2 separate regions of the Homo sapiens genome follow, and region 2 is linked to region 1. Evidence: read pairs that join two places in POLR2A ChIA-PET (ENCODE). Cell type or tissue: Panc1. All regions are shown on one strand. Each heading gives the region's core, and the rest is flanking DNA. Links, peaks and the distances in the headings are about the cores only. Region 1 overlaps JMJD1C (jumonji domain containing 1C). Region 2 overlaps REEP3 (receptor accessory protein 3).

What was found. ChIA-PET counts read pairs that join two places held together with the same protein. Peaks named below come from ENCODE experiments on the same cell type or tissue, not always from the same donor. Only the 100,000 strongest peaks of a DNase experiment are listed, where the experiment ranks them.
Region 2: POLR2A ChIA-PET joins it to region 1 with 5 read pairs; 2 of 35 experiments call an interaction of 5 or more read pairs at or near these places.

Annotation. Positions count from the first base shown.
Region 1 is chr10:63,410,514-63,419,314 of GRCh38, reverse strand. All of the region lies in intron 1 of JMJD1C (jumonji domain containing 1C), which reads left to right. Among named protein-coding and RNA genes, the nearest start is that of JMJD1C-AS2, 16 kb to the left of the region's middle. In Panc1, for the core only: no CTCF peak of the experiment used is centred there; no DNase peak of the experiment used is centred there; H3K27ac peaks cover 779 bases.
Region 2 is chr10:63,540,806-63,549,606 of GRCh38, reverse strand. All of the region lies in intron 1 of REEP3 (receptor accessory protein 3), which reads right to left. Among named protein-coding and RNA genes, the nearest start is that of REEP3, 24 kb to the right of the region's middle. In Panc1, for the core only: no CTCF peak of the experiment used is centred there; no DNase peak of the experiment used is centred there; H3K27ac peaks cover 1,244 bases.

The DNA of each region.
Region 1 (8,801 bases), core at 352-8,351:
CCTGGGTTCAAGCCATTCTCCTGCCTCAGACTCTCGAGTAGCTGGAATTACAGGCGCCTGCCACCATGCCCAGCTAATTTTTGTATTTTTTAGTAGAGATGAGGTTTCACCATGTTGGTCAGGCTGGTCTCGAACTCCTGACCTCAGGTGATTGACCCTCCTCGGCCTCCCAAAGTACTAGGATTACAGACAGGAGTCACTGTGTCTGGTCCTTATCTAGATTTTTTTTTTTTTTTTTGAGATGGAGTCTCACTCTGTTGCCCAGGTTGGAGTGCAGTGGTGTGATCTTGGCTCACTGCCACCTCCGTCTCCTGGGTTCAGGCGATTCTCCTGCCTCAGCCTTCTGAGTAGCTGGGGCTACAGGCGCGTGCCACCATGCCTGGCTAATTTTTGTATTTTTGGTACAGACAGAGTTTCACTATATTGGCCAGGCTGGTCTCGAACTCCTGACCTCGTGATCCCCTGCCTCGGCCTCCCAAAATGCTGGGATTACAGGCATGAACCACCATGCCAGGCCCCTTATCTAGATTTTTAATGGTCATGGGAATGTTTGATGCTGTTCTCAAATATACGGGAAGCAGAAACCCCCCCCACATGATATTTTAATTATTTGTTTATATGTCTGTCCTTTCAGTAGGGTGGCCTTTTAAATTTATTTTTAGTATTTCTCTGCTGTAAGCCTTTTATTGTTTGTAACTCAGCACCTGATAATGTCTGATACATAAGTGCATAGAAAATATTAACTGGTTTTGGCATGGCTTTAAGAAAAAATTGTGAAGGTATCCTTTCCTTTGAGCCATAAAGGAAAATTGAGATTAAATCTAATTGTTTTATTTGTTGTACCTTCAGTACCAGACATAATAAATTTGGATGTTAGTGGCAGTGGAAAATCATGGGATAATTTCTGAATAACCACTTAGTGCCTCTTAAATGTGGTTAAAGGGAAGATTAATTTCAAAACTGTATGCAGGATAGATGAGATATTTTGTCAGGATGCATTTTATAAGTATTCTATAGTATGGTAATTTTTAAAGTGTGGTCCCCAGACCAGGTAGCATTGGCATTACTTGGGATTTTGTTTGAAATGCAAATTATCTGATCCTGCCTCAGATCTTCTGAATGAGAAACTATAGTAGTATGGCTAAGCAGTTTGCTTTAAAAGCCCTCAATTAGGTTCTGATGCATACCTAAATTATTGAGCTACTGCTGTAACACAATAAAACAGAATATGATTTTGATTTAGGCCCCTTAAAAGCTAAAGGTTATTTATCTTTCTATGATGAGAATATTTTTGGAAAATATTTAATGCAGTCTCAATGTTGATCTTTCTTTAGAATTAAGTTTTAAGCCTCTATAAAGTCATTAGGTTTATTAGAGCAAAATTATGACCTGAAATAGTTGAGTTCGTTGAAAAATAAAAACTTGTCTATGTTACACAGGAAAATGATACCAGTCTAATTGTTGACAATAACTGGCTTATTCCAGTTGCCTTGCAGTGTTCCTTAAGGGAGTGGATTGTTTAGGACCTAACTTTCTTAATACAAGTTTCATTAGAAGTAAATTCTCTATTTTTTCATTGTTTGGAAGGAAATATTTAACATATACAATATGATGGAACTTCTGTAGAATATAGCATAATCACAGAGACAGTTGTATCCATCCATTTCCTAGTCAGTTTCACCATATTTTTAAATGAGGCACAAGATTACTGTGTTATCAAAATGTTAACATTAAGCTTTTTAACAAGTCTGTGTAGTCACTTGATTTTTCAGATTTTGCCCACTAATTTTATGAGGGCCATTGGGCAAAGTGTTTTAATCCAGAATTTAAAATTGTTCATTTGTAATTGGGCAGGCTTATAAAAAGGGGCATATTTTAAATCTTTATCATCACTTTATAGCCATAATATACATACTAAAAGTTTGGTAGCAATTTGAGTATTTAACTACATAGGGTGGTACTTTGAAGGAAAAAGCATTTTAAGTTGAGCTTTAATTTAATTTCTGCTTTTAAAAACCCAATATAGTAGTACGTCATCTATGTATGTACATTGAGCATGCTTCTTAACATATTTAACTTCCAATTCTTTGATAACCGGTTGCATTCAATTACTTGTTTAAATAATTGGGCAAGTTTCCTGAGTTGTAGGCTGTGAAATATTTTCAAGATGGTTTGGGTAAAAAATTTTTTCAAAGTAGGTGCCGTCAGTGACTTTGATCACAGAGAAATCAGTATGATCCTGTGACAAGTTTAGTTTTAACAATGTAACTTCTTGTGTAAACTCAGTCACCTAGTAATGTGAATTAGTTGCAAAGTGATTCTGTATTCTTAGTGACCCACTGTTAGATGTTTTCAGACTAGTAAATGATAAATATTTATTGTTAAAATCATCCTTAAAATTTTATTTGAACATGCAGCACTTTTTGCAGTGTGAAATTGAAAAATCAATTGTTTAGTTTTTACCAAAGGAAAATTAGAGTTTTGTATACATATTTGATGAATACAGTAAACAGGTTAAAATTTAGCAAATAGAATTTTGTAAGCATTTTTAAAATGTGTGAATTCTGTGATAAGGGGGTGGCTTTGCTACAATTTATTACAAAGCTAAGTTATATTTCATTACTTATGTAAAATAGTGTTCTTTGTTTAGCTTCTTAAAGTGGTAGGAGAATTGTATAATTCCATTGATTGGTTCCATGCAGTGGAAATCTGACCTTTAGCAGATGTTTGAGAAATTGCCAGCACAGCATGATCAGCCAAAAAGACAGTTTTCCCCTTGTTACTTGACAGGCCTTTCATGCTTTAGTAACATGCCAAAGAAATGTTTAAATTATTTTTTTATAATATCACATGCTCTCTAAAATATTAAGAATACATTGAAAAACATGCATAAAATGAGATAGATTTTTCCTGCAATTACGGATTGCAATTCAGCTGACTTTTAAATGTTTATTATTAAAAAAAAAAAACTAAGATAAATGCTGATTGTTTTGTGAATTATGTGTTACTTTGAGATTTAAAATGTCTTCGGCTATGTAGTTAATTGTTATTAGGGTTTGATGTGTGTTATTTTTTCCATGATCATGTTTTCCATGATCATGTATAACAATTTAAACACTGTTATAAGTTTCTCTTATTTTAGTGTTATTTAATCGCAAGTATCGTCTTTGGTTGGCTTTTTTATTTTTTAATAGAGGCTTTTTGATAGGGGTTAAATGCATCACAGAGAAGTTATCCTATCTGGAACTTCTCGCTAAGGGCAGGATACTGCATGAATCCACTTTAAAGCCTCTTCTCTGAAGGACAGTATTTCTTTAGAGAATGAAATGGGTTCAGCTGTGTAGTTGTGGGGGTTCAGCTGTGTAGTTGTGGGAGTTCAGCAAAAACACTGTAAGCTCTGTTTTCTTCAACTTCATGGATTGAGCGTACAGGAAGGGGAAGGAGTTGCCTTAATGTTTAAGAATGAAGTGATGAATTGATAGTATCAGCAGTTGCCAGACTGTATCTTTTTCTGCAGGTGCTTATTTTCTGTAGGGCATTGCAGTTGTTTTTCATTGTGTTAGGTTATGAGACGATTTTAAGGAAAATTTAAGGAACATGATCTTACATAGTTTCATTTTACAGTTTTGTAACTGTTTTGTATGTCTTAGGTTTATATACTGAATTAGTTCTTCCAGAGGATTATGATTGAAAGTTTTGGCTGTGTGTACCTATCACCTTACAAAAATAAAAAGATTTTTTTAAAGGTCATGTTCAGTATCAGTAGTTCTAAGAATATGCTAAATTAAAATTTAAAAATCAAACACCTATAATAAAGTTTTGCTGAATCCACATGAATTGAACTAATGGTTTGTAATACCAGTTATATTACAAGTGAGAACTAGTTTCATATTTTGATATATAAAAGCTTTGAAGGAAGCATAATTGATAACTGTTTATTAATATCACATAATAGTTAATCTTTCATATTGGTACTTTCTGATAAGGTTTTATTAGATGGAGAAGGGTTATATAATTTAGTAAACTGGCAGCTTTTAAATGAATAATGACACTAAAATTTAAAGATTTAATCATAATGAGGTATATCTGATACGTAGTACCTGTGATATTATATATTAATAGTAAAGTCATTTTATATAAGGAAAAATTTTATTCTTAAGTGGGGTTTTCTAAGTAACTATATGTTTACACAAAGTCATACTGTTAACATTTAGTCACTTCCAGAGTCAGTGGAGTTGTATCCTGAAGAGGATTAAATTGCAAAGTTGGCACAGCACATAAAGCAAAAATGCACTTAAATTCAGTTCACTTTTAAGGCCTTGTTGGGAATACCAACCTATTGTTTGTCAGTTCATCCAGGACAGTTTTTTTTTTTTCTCTAGTGTTGGAATAATTTTTTTTTTTTTTTGAGATAGAGTCTTGCTGTATCGCCCAGGCTGGAGTGCAGTGGCCTGATCTCAGCTCACTGCAGCCTCTGCCTCCTGGGTTCAAGTGATTCTCCTGTCTCAGCCACCCGAGTAGCTGGGTCTACAGGCACCTGCCACCACAACCGGTGAGTTTTGTTGTTGTTGTTGTTGTTATTTTTAGCAAAGAAAGATGAAGTTTCACCATGTTGGCCAGGCTGGTCTTGAATTCCTGACCTCAAGTGATTCACCCTCCTCAGCCTCCCAAAGTGTTGGGATTACAGGCATCATCTACTGTGCCCGGAGCAGAATAAATTTTTAATATATATTTTGATAGGCTGATTTTCTTGCATCTCGATTTTTCTTGTATGTCAGTAACTGGAATCACAGTTACCTTTTGAGCACGGTGCTCACATTATGAGAGTTGAGAAAATTACGGGGAACAAACTCTGGCCTTATGGTGATTCTGGTTAGACTTGAGATCTCTAAATTGATATTTTTAAATGAGAATATATAATACACAGACTAAAATATACATTTTAAGGTTAAAAAAAGAGAAACTGTTTACTAAGAATGTTTAGTAGATTCAGTTTTCTTAGTGTTTAATACTAGAAAATACACAGTATTGGCTGGGTGCGTGGCTCATGCCTGTGATCCCAGCACTTTGGGAGGCCGAGGCAGGCAGATCACGAGGTCAGGAGATCGAGACCATCCTGGTTAACACAGTAAAACCCTGTCTGTACTAAAAATACAAAAAATTAGCTGGGCGTGTTGGCGGACACCTGCAGTCCCAGCTACTCGGGAGGCTGAGGCAGGAGAATGGCATGAACCCAGGAGGTGGGGCTTGCAGTGAGCCAAGATCGCACCACTGCACTCCAGCCTGGTCGACAGTGCAAGACTCCGTGTCAAAAAAAAAAAAAAAAAAAGTATTGATAGCATACTTTTAAGAAATCCAAATGTCTTTGTAAAAGTAGGTATTTTTCATTCTTTCAGTATCAGTTACTCTTCACTATGGTTCTTTTTCACATTTAAATAGAATCAAGGAACCTTTTATCTTTGGTTTATCTGGTATTTTTCAGTGTTAGCAATTTTGAAATTCTCTAATTTTTACCACAAACATTTTTGACTCTTTCATTCAGCTTATAATCTGAATTGACAGAAAAATCCAGGGAGAAAAGTTAAAATACTTCCTAAAGTTAAAATATTTGCTTTATTTAGATTTCTAGTATTTCTTATCAAGGAAAAAAATACTTTTTCATTATCTTATCGCTTGATAACCGTTTTTTGTCTCAGCTAAACGGAAGAAAAGTTACCTGGCAGCATAAGATAGCTATGAAGAATCTTTCCCCCACCAGAAAGAAGTTTAGCAAACTATTTTACTGAATAAATCTAAGACTTCCTCCTTCCCAGTAGTTGCCCACAATTTTCCTCCAATATGAGATTATGTCTCTATTTTGTAATTCTGCTCAGAAAACCTGTCTTAAAATCTACACATATTAAACTATAATATGTCATAAATTTTAAGAATGTTATTTAACAGAGGTAAATTTATCATGAATACCATATATTTAAGGTAGCAAAACATAAAGAGAGTAATAACCTCTTTTGATACTCAACAGCAGACCAGGTAAAGTCCAAACAGTTCTGTCTCATCAAAATAATGAAGGTTGCTTGTCTTTGACCTCTTTTCCTGTTACCTCTTTAAGAGATAACACACATATACATACGCTTTTGTAGATGAGACCATTCTAAAATTTATAAATTGTGTTGTATATCTTTGTCTGCCTGATTAAAATGGCTTGTCTTAAGGTAACACTGAACTGCTTAGTCTTTCAATAGGAATTTATTTAGCAACTACTTTGTGGTATTGTTTTGATATACTCTATTTTTGTGTTTCGGCTTTTTCTTATTTATTTTAATTAAATCAATATCATCCCTCGTATACACTATTCTTCTGTGCAGTTGACACTTGAACAATGTGGGTTTGAACTTTGAGAGTCAATTTATATGCAGATACTTTTAAATAAATATATTGCAAAATATTTTAGAGATTTGCAGCAATTTGAAAAAACTCATAGATGAACCATGTAGCCTAGAAATATTTTTAAAAATTTAGAAAATGTTAGGTATGTCATAAATGCATAAAATATATGTACATCTTAGTTTTATCATTTGCTACCATAAAATATACACAAATCTATTTAAAAAGTTAAAATATCAGAACTTTACCCACACAGAGACGTGACATGGCACTATTTACAGTAGAGAGAAATATAAACAAACATAAAGATGCAGTATTAACTCATAACTACATAAAATTAACTTTAGTACATGCTGTGATAGGTTTTTAGCCACCTCCTGTTTTTACTGTGTTGAACTCAAATGTTGCGAATGTCTGCTTAAAACTCAGTGTGATGCTGACATCTCCATGTGAGTAGTTGACCTCTCCACTAAATACCATATTGCAATAAGAAATGATCTCTCGCAGTCCTTGCATAATTTTTAATGTTGTTTAGTGCAATCTCGCAAACTTCGAATGATACCATAGAACAGAAATTTAGGAATCAATAAGTACAGTACTGTAAATGTATTTTCTCTTGCTCATAATAACTTCTCTAGCTTACTTTACTGTAAGAATACAGTATATAATAGACATACAAAATATTTGTTAATTGACTTTATGTCATTGTTAAGACTTCCGGTCAACAGTAGGCTATTACCAGTTAATTTTATGGGGAGTCAAAAATTACATTCAGCTTTTCGACTGGGCGGGCTGTCCTCAGTCCCAACCCCTGAATTGTTCCAGGGTCAGTTGTACATAGCTCTTCATGTTTTTAAAAAACACATTTTTGGCTGGGCATGGTGGTTCAAGCCTGTAATCCCAGCACTTTGGGAGGCTGAGGTGGGCAAATAGCTGGAGCTCAGGAGTTCTCAGGAGTTCAAGAGCAGTCTGGGCAACATGGCCAAGATCTTGTCTCTATTTAAAAAAAAAAAAAAAAAAAAAAATTGGGCCAGGCGCTGTGGCTTACGCCTGTAATCCCAGCACTTTGGGAGGCCAAGGTAGGTGGGATCATGAGGTCAGGAGATCGAGGCCATACTGGCTAACATGGTGAAACCCTGTCTCTACTAAAAATACAAAAACTTAGCTGGGCATGGTGGCACGCACCTGTAGTCCCAGCTACTTAGGAGGCTGAGGCAGGAGAATCACTTGAACCCAGGAGTTGGAGGTTACAGTGAGCCAAAGTTGTGCCACTGCACTCCAGCCTGGACAACAGAGTAACACTCCGCCTCAAAAAAAAAAAAAAAAAAATCAGGCCGAGTGTGGTGGCTCACGCCTGTAATCCCAGCACTCTGGGAGGCCCAGGCAGGCGGATCACCTGAGGTCAGGAGTTCGAGACCAGCCTGACCAACATGGTGAAAACTCGTTTCTACTAAAAGTACAAAAATTAGCCGGACATGGTGGTGGGCACCTGTAATCCCAGCTATTCAGGAGGCTGAGGCAGGAGAATCGCTTGACCCCGGGAGGCGGAGGTTGCAGTGAGCCAAGATTGGGCCACCTACTCCAGCCTGGGTGACAAGAGCGAGACTCCGTCTCAAAAAAAAAAAAAAAAAAAAAAATCAGTGACACATTTGTATCTACTCATGTAACTACCATGTTTCTCACTCACTGTAGTTAACCTGGTACCTCTACCCAGTCTATACCGCCCCTCTGTTCCACTGATCTCAGTTCTATCACCAAAGATGAGATTTTCCTGTTGTTGAACTTAATATAACTGGAATCATTCAGTGGCTTTTTACACTCAGTATAATATCTGTGAAACTTAATATATTAGATTCCTAGGGCTGCCATAACATCACAACAAATTTGGTGGATGGAAACAACAGAAGTTTATTCTTTCATTGCTCTGAGGACCAAAAGTCCAAAACTTCTTCATTAAATGGGACATAGACTGATTAGTAACAAGATTTACTTGTCTTTCTCCATGGTTTCAACAGTGAAAAGTAGTTTTAATGTTGACTGAAAGTTGATTAGTGCTTAAGACCTGAAAATGCTTAGGATTGTTTGCTGTTGGAAGATACGGCTCTTATCTACTTTTCTCCATTAGAGCTCTGGAGTTCTCTTGGGCCTAGAAAGAAGTAATTTGGAACAGTTAGTGTAGTGTGGGGTATTATGAAAACCAAAATAGAGTATTATAATAAAATATATAATAAAAACATACATAAAATTACTGGTTTGGGCTCAGTATATTTTTTGTCTTTAAAAAGAAGATGCTAACTCAAGGAAAGGGTAATAAGGTATGCTGGAAAGTTTATTTGCTTAGAAGTTAGGACTGATTTCTGGTCCTGGCTCTGTCATTAATAATTATGTCTCTGGATTCTTATGGAAGGTTTTTCCAG
Region 2 (8,801 bases), core at 334-8,333, 130 kb before region 1:
CCAATCATTTCCAAAGTTACTTAGATCAGCAGCTTTTCTCTCTATTCCCTTCGACAACGTCACCCAAACTGGAGTACAGTGGTGTCATCACAGCTTATTGCAGCCTCAAAATCTGGGCTCAAGGGATCCTCCTGCCTCAGCCTCCTGAACAACTAGGATGACAGGCGAGGGCCACCATGGCTAGCTAACTTTCAAATTTTTTGTAAAGATGGGGTCTCACTATGTTATCCAGGCTGGTCTCCAACTCCTGGGCTCAAGTCATCCACCAGCCGTGGCCTCCGAAAGTGTTGGGATTACAGGCATGAGCCACCACACCTGGCTGTTCTTTCTTTATCTCTCTCCCCACTCCACACCTCTGCCTTCTATGGAATAAATGAGACATAGTTCTTTATTTCTTTGGTTTCTAGCTTTATGCTATTAGACTACCTACACTAGGTCAGTCCTTGGTGTTGCTTTTTGCCCAACATGCCCCATGAGAACATGAAAACCAAAATGTCAAGGTTATCAGGTTTCAGGAAATGTCCTTAGGTGAAAGGTGGCTTTAGTTCTCTCTTTACCTTTCTTGGCCTCTGGCCTCTGAGTAAGCTGTACTTTTTAATAAACTCAATGGTGCATTTAAAAAAAAAAAACTCAAAGGGCACTTATTTTGACTCTTACAAGAGATCACCATCAAACATTTCCAGTTCTGAGAACTTACATGTAACAGTAGTATATTCTTTATACAATATTCATTGGTTCTAAAGTTTTTGGTTGACCATGTTATCAAGTAGTATTTGATTATCATTTTGTTTATACAAAAACTCGTGGTCTGAATGGCTTCCCTGACTGGTGCATTGAGAAAGCGTAATTAAATAAATATTTTAGCTAGCATTTTTTTTTTCAATGGGAGGGCCCATCGCAGTTACATTTTTGTTCATTTTGCTGAAAATAAAACCCTAAAACCTGATCTTTAAATTTTCAGCAGCTTTGTTCTAAAAAAGGACAATCAGAAATATCCATAAAAGAAAATCAGTTTCTCATTAGGCACTTCTGGGAATAGATAAATAAAACAGAGGTATAGGAGTTCCCTATACTTGATGTGAATTATGTAAATTAAGCACCTAAACTACTGCTTATGCAGGGGAGTGTCTAATGTTCTTTGATGCTTATGGTAAAAAAGCTCTTCTTTAAATGGTAATTGCATGTTCAAGAATAGATTTTTTTTTCTTTAAATGTACCATCATTCAATTTTTAGGCCAAATTTGAACAATCTCAATTTCTATTCAATTCTAAAGATTTAATAGCACAAAATAAAAACTCAGGAAGCTCTAATTCTTTCCCCAAAGATATATAAAGAGAATGGAAATGTGGTACAGCATTACATAATGTTGCCACCCACTCCAGAAACAGAAATGAGTGCCTAGCAACAGTAAAGGGTCATCTCAGGAGAGTGCTGATTGCTCATTGGAGCATTCTAAACACAGATGCTTTTCTATCCTTATCACTTCCAGTCCCCGCTGAACACAGGCTGGTTACCTTGGATCCCAGTGCCATCTCATGAAAATCTTCTTATGACAATCAATAAGTGACACTCAGGGCAGCCTCTACCTTTAGGTTACATCCTTGGGAAAAACGTCAAAATAGATTTTGAAGCATTAGAAGAAAATAGGCATTCTTTGTACAGAATTGTCTCAGTGTTCTCCTTCCCTGGTGATATTTCTTTTAAAATATGAGTTGTTAGTGTTTGTAGTGGTATTTTTCTGACCTCATTCTCCATTCCACAGGTTTTAGCTGCAAGGCTGAGGCATCCAACTCTTAATAAAGAGGTTATGCATGAGTGTGAGTGTGCCCAATATTATCTGATGCAAATGGTAGAAGAGCTTTTCTTAAAATAGTAATCTCATCTTCAAGAATACATTTTTATTCTCTTTAAATGTACAACCATTCACATTTTAGGCTAAATTTGAACAATCTTGATTCCTATGCAATCCTAAAGGTGTGATGGTACAAATAAAGGCCCAGGAATCTCTAGTTTTTTCCCCAAAGATATAAAAAGAGGATAGAAATGTGGTCCAGCATTACATAATGTTGCCACCACTCCAGGAAAAGAAGTGAGAGCACCTTTTCCTATGTTTCTTGGCTACTTGCATGCACCCCACCCCTTTTTTGGTGTGAAGTATCTTGTCCATTTTTCTTTGTATATTTTGAATATGAGCCATTTTTTGCATTTACATGTGATTTTCTCCCATTTTGGCTTCTTTTTTCACTCTCAATGGTGTCTTTGATGAAGAGAAGTGCTTAATTTTAGTGTTTTCCCATTTGTCATTATCAGCCTTTTCTTTCATGATTAATGCTTTTCTGTATCATGTTTAAGGTTGTTTTTGGTTATCTTAAAGTCGTGAAGAATTGGCCAGGCATGGTGGCTCACGCCTGTAATCCCAGCACTTTGGGAGGCTGAGGCAGGCAGATCACGAGGTCAGGAGTTTGAGATCAGCCTGGCCAACATGGTGAAACCCCGCCTCTACTAAAAATACAAAAATTAGCTGGGCATGGTGGCGGGCGCCTGTAATCCCAGCTACTTGGGAGGCTGAGGCAGGAGAATTGCTTGAAACTGAGAGGCGGAGGTTGTAGTGAGCTGAGATTGCACCACTGCACTCCAGCCTGGGTGAAAGAGTGAAACTCTGTCTCAAAAAAAAAAAAAGTCACGAAGAAGTTTTCTATATTATCTTTGAGAAGCTTTACTGTTTTATTTTTATCTGTGATCCAACTGGAATTTATTTTTTGTGTTTGGTCTGAGATAGGTGACTATGATTCTGCAAGTGATGGATATCCAATTGGCATACAATCATAATTGCGAATAGCCATCTTTCCCCAATGCTGTGTAGTGCTACCTTTGTGATAAGACAAATGCCTATATATGTATGGGTCACTTTCTAGACTCTGTGTTTTTTATTGATCTATGTGTCCATCTTTGACCCAATACCATGTTGTTGTAATTACTGTAGCTTTATAATCAATCTTGATATAAGTAACTTATTCCACTACTAATATCTATACGGCATCCCAGTATTTTGTTCTTTGCTCTTCTACTTCAAGATTGTCTTGACTATTCTTGGCCCTCTGCATTTCCATATACATTTTATAAATAACTTGTCCATTTTCTTCTCTTCTCTAGGTATACTTACTCCCTACTTCATGAACTCATGAGGTTTCTTCACTTTGAATATTCACAGCCAATCTGTCAAACAATCCTATGGGTTCTATCTTTAAAATGAATCTAGCATCTGACCACTGCTACCAGCCTGGTCCAAGTCACCACCCACTACTCACCACTACTCGCTGGTTTATTAATACAGCCTCTTAACTCGTTTCCAAGCTTCCATCTTTGCTTCGATACAGGCTGTTCTCTGTAGTAGAGCTTTTAAAACACAAAATCTGATAATATCACTTCTCTGCTCAGAACCCTCCAACAGCTTCCCACCTCACTCAGAGCCAGTTCCAGTGTCTTTAACAATGGCCTACACCTCTGGTCACACTACTCTGCTCCAGCCACATTGACCTCCATGTGATGAGTACAGACCTGACTTAGGGTTTACACCCGGTTGGCTTCCTTCCTGGGACACTCTTCCCCAGAATCTGTGTGGCTAATGCCTTCACCTTTAACTCTGTTCAAATATCCACTTCTCAGAGGCTTTCCCCAACTACCTTATTTAAAATTGCAAGTTACCCCGAGACTAAATGAAAATTTGATTCCAAACAAAATGTTTTACCTTCAACAGAAATGTAACACCATAAAGAAGATGAGGCTGGGCGCAGTGGCTTACGCCTGTAAGAATCACTCGAACCCCGGAGGCAGAGGTTGCAGTGAGCTGAGATCGTGCCACTGCACTCCAGCGTGGGCAACAGAGCAAGACTCCATCTCAAAAAAAAAAAAAAAAAAAAAAAAACAGAAGTTGGCCAGGCGCAGTGGCTCATGCCTATAATCCTAGCACTTTGGGAGGCCGAGGTGGGTGGATCACGAGGTCAAGAGATCGAGACCATCCTGGCCAACGTGGTGAAACCCTGTCTCTACTAAAAATGCAAAAATTAGCTGGGCATGGTGGCGGGTGCCTGTAGTCCCAGCTATTTGGGAGGCGGAGGCAGAAGAATCACTTGAACTTGGGAGGCGGAGGTTGCAGTGAGCCGAGACCGCACCACTGCACTCCAGCCTGGCAACAGAGCGAGACTCCATCAAAAAAAATAAATAAATAAAAAGAAGTTCAAATGTTCTATAACGCTGTAGGATGGCTATAGTTAACAGTAATACACAGTTTCAAATAGGTAGAACCAGAATATTGAATATTCCCAGCACAAATAAATGGTAAACATTTGAGATGATGGGTATGCTAATTACATTAATCTGTTCACTGTATGTTATATGTATGTCTAAATATATTATGTAAATTTTAAAAATTAAATTTAAAACAAAGAAACAAGTACCCATAATCACCACAAACAATTTAAAAAGCAAAGTTTTTCATTTGCTTCAAATAGCTAATTCTGTCTTCTTTGTATTTATTAAAAAATAAGATAGCCACAGAAATTAATCTAATCACAATAAATACCCCAGAGTTGCAGATGATAACTTTTTCTGCTGGTCATAGAAATCACTGTTCCTTTGTATTTTGCATTTTTAACATATGAAGAAGAGCTATATAAATCAAATAGTCTTTGCTTTGGTGACATTTAACTAATCCCTAATGCATATACATACGGGGAGAATTGGGTCGTCTTCTCAAAATCTTAACATAGGGTATTTTTTTCCAATAGCAGTTTTACCAAATGTTACTTTAAAAACTTACTACATATTATCCATACTAGAAAATATATGTAATATGTGCAAGTTATGAAGTCTAACAACAAAATGAACACATGCAAACCCAGTATCCAAATTAAAATGAAAGCATTGCCCTAACATCCCATCTGCTTCTGTGTACCTTCCTTATCTAAAGTGCTCTGTTCACCCTTTCCCCAACAACACACTTGCTGTTGTTTAAGCTCATCATTCCTTCTCTAAACCTTTTCTTCCTCTCATGTTTGACACCTCCCACTCAAGGATCCAAGCCAGAAATCTGAAATTCCTTCCTCCTCCTCACACCCAATCGTCAAGTTTTGTCAAATTCTCCCACCTCCCCTAAATCTCTTTCATATCTGTTCCCATGTCCCAAATACTCACTTCAGCCTTAATTCTGACCTTTCTTATTTTTCATGGGAACTGTCTGCCCTCATTCACTTTCCTTACACCCCCTGTTAATATCAATCATCACTTAAAATATTTCAACAACCTTTCCTTGCTTTCTCATTAAAGAAAAATCCCCTCATAGGCTATGCAGGTTAGACCAAATTGATCTAACTCCTTTGACTTCTCCAGTTTTATCTTTTGCATCTCTGTGCCCCACTGATATTGAACTGCTTGATTTCTGAAGAGAGTCATATTATTTTTTTCTGCCTTGGCATATTTTGTTCTCTCTGACTGGGGCCTTTTTACAAGGAAGATAATTTCAAAGATGAAATTGAAAGTTCATTTTCTCTGGGAAAATATCTTTGCCTCCTCTAGGTGAGGAACCCTTTCTCCATGTTCTCATAACATTTTGTACATACTTGAAGTAGCAGTGTGACTTTGGGCAAGTTGTTAACCTTTCTGTGTCTGTTTGCTTTTCTCTAAAAACGTAACAATAATAGTACACATCTTGCTGTGAACATTAAATGAGTTAAACCATATAATAATGCCAGGCACACGGTACACATTTTGTAAGTATTACTAGTATTACTGTCATCAGACGATATTATGTTCACTGACTTTCCCGTTTGTGGTCTCTGTGTTGGGTATTGCTTTAAAACGGAAACTGTGTCATGCTTAGCTCTGCATCCCCAGGCCTGATACGTAGTAGGTATTCAATAAATACTTGCAGAAAGAATAAAAGAAAAAAATCCCTTTCTTTACTGTGGATAGGAAGGCAGAACTGAATCTTCTGTACACACAATTTACGTAAGTTGAGACTAGAAAATGAAAATGTGACAAAAGAAATGGACAAACTGCTAAATATTCTGACAGTTCTTTGACTTGCTTTTATGGTTTTAAAACACAATAGTTAGACCTTGTCTCTAAAAAAAAAAAAAAAAAACTTAATGGGGCATGGTGGTGCAAGTCTGTAATCCCAGCTACTTGGCAGTTTGAGTCAGAAGGATGGCTTGAGCCCAGGAGATGGTGGCTGTAGTGAGTCATGACTGTGCCACTGTACTTTAGCCTGGGCAACACAGCGAGACCCTGTGTCAGAAAATAAATAAATAATTCCAAACAATACAAGTTTTCCATGTTATTAAAACATGAGAAAGATTAAAGAAAACCAATGTAGAACAGAATTTTCATGTGAACAGATTTGTGGGAAATAATAAAATGATTATTATTTTAAGTCACTAAGTTATTGGGTGGTTTGTTACACAGTATTAGATAACTGAAAGCAGCAAGAAACTCCAGGTGGCCTTGGTGGCAGTGAACACAGACTCCTGAGGTCACAGAAAGCCAGGGGTGAATCATTACTGCTGGATGAATGGCTGGGGAGGAGCACTGGGGTATAATAAAACATAGAGAAACGTGGCAGCAATATGGCATGAGGAATAGCTAGAGGAGAGAACTGCAGGGCTGCACGATGCTACTCTGATGATACCTGTGGCATCCTGTACCTTGAACGTGCCCAGAGAGACATAGTAAAGAGCTGAGGTCGTACCTAAGTTAGACATGTTAGAATTATTAATCTATTAGACTTACGGTCAAACTGTTAAAGTCACCTTACTTAAGGTCCACAAATTGGCATCTACATGATATTAAGATGTGAAAAAACTCCAAAATATAAAAATTCCAGAAGCTTATTTTTCATCATCTTTCATTTCTTTATAATTCTAATAATGTTCTTACAAAAGGGTTGCGAGTCTGAAATACTGATTAGTGCCTTGCTGTAATGCAAATGGATTGTTTTAAAGGAACAAGGAGTGGTAATATAGTGCTGTATTTGTATAGTTGATACAAAATTTATATAGATAATATACTTCTTTGTAGATAATATAGTTCTTTGTATCATAAGGATATAAAGGATATTTATACAGAATATCACATTTGTGCCTTTCAGCAATGTCTGTGAGTTAATGAAGAACAGATGTGTCCTCATTTTAGAGATGCAGTAAAGTCATACAACTACTTAGAATTAGTGATGTTGGGTGGGTGTGGTGGCTCACGCCTGTAATCCCAGCACTTTGGGAGACAGAGGCGGGTGGATCACCTGAGGTCAGGAGTTCGAGACCAACTGGCCAGCATGGGAACCCTGTCTCTATTAAAAATACAAAAATTAGCCAGGCATGGTGTGCATGCCTGTAATCCCAGCTACTAGTGGGGCTGAAGCAGGAGGATCGCTTGAACCTGGGAGGTGGAGGTTGCAGTGAGCTGAAATCATGCCACTGCACCCCAGCCTGGGCAACAGAGTGAGACTCTGTCTCAAAAAAAAAAAACAAAAACAAAAACAAAAAGAAGTAGTGATGTCACTTATACCAACTCTAATTAGGATAATGAATTAGGATAATGATGTGTTTTGCATTTTATGAAGCTCTCAATTCTGTAAACTAGAAGTAATATGACATAGAAATATTAGTAAGTTTTACCTTATGCATAAAAATGGAAAAATGTGAATTCTAAAAGTTGTTATAATTTCATAAAAACAATTTCAAAGTTGGCTGGAAGAAGGAATTTAATATTGCTTTTATCCCATTGCTACGGGCAGGGCCACTTTAAATGGAAAAAAGAAATATTGCCTATCCTTTGTTGAGATATCTTTATTATCAGATTTTGAAGAATTTAAACTGCACGTAAAATGCTACTGGTTGACCTTTAAATAACAAACTAAGTACTCAGTTCTTTCGTTAATATAACTGGAGAGTTTATTAACCTTCAAAAAAAAAACTTCTCTGGATAGAATAAGTATGTTAGAACAAAGGTCATCAATTTCTGTTCAGCAAATTGTATACTGGTAGATGGTTATACTTCTGTAGCTAATATACACTGCTTATTTGGGTTTAAATGCTACCACTTTGTTTTTGTCCTAATATAGAATAGATGGAAACTTTATCCTTTTGTACTGTCTCATTTTCATCTGATTATTTAAGAAAAATGAATTGTACCTAGTAAGCAAATTCTAGGGTTCTATGGAAAATCTAGAACTATATGAACCATCTGAAAAGAGTCAATCACACCCCTATCCTCCTAGAAATAACTTTTAAAGGTTAAGGTCATACGGTTAGACACATGCTAATATTTCAGCTTGTTTTGTAGACATACGCCATTCTACGGCCAGCACTTAAAGATTTTAATCATGGTTGATATGAAAAATTGAGACTATAAAATAAAGGTATTGATAATTCTGAGGGAAGATGAATTAGAACTAGTCTTCAATTTAAATTATTTTATTTGTTTAAAAAGTAACATGTTTTATGGCTTAAAATAAATGCTTTTAGTAGAGATGATTCATATTTATTATAGAAACACTGCCAGAAAGAATAAAGAAATCTAAAACTCTCCCCTAGATCCACTGCCCAGAAATAATCAATGATAACATTTGATTATCTAATTTCATATTATTAGTAGAGAAAGAAGATTGATAGACTACATAGAAATGGGATCTTAAAAATATATGTCACTTAAAATAAAAATCCTTAAGCTGGGCATGGTGGTGTATGCCTGTTGTCTCAGCACTTTGGGAGGCTGAGGTGGGAGGATGGCTAGAAACCAGGAGTTT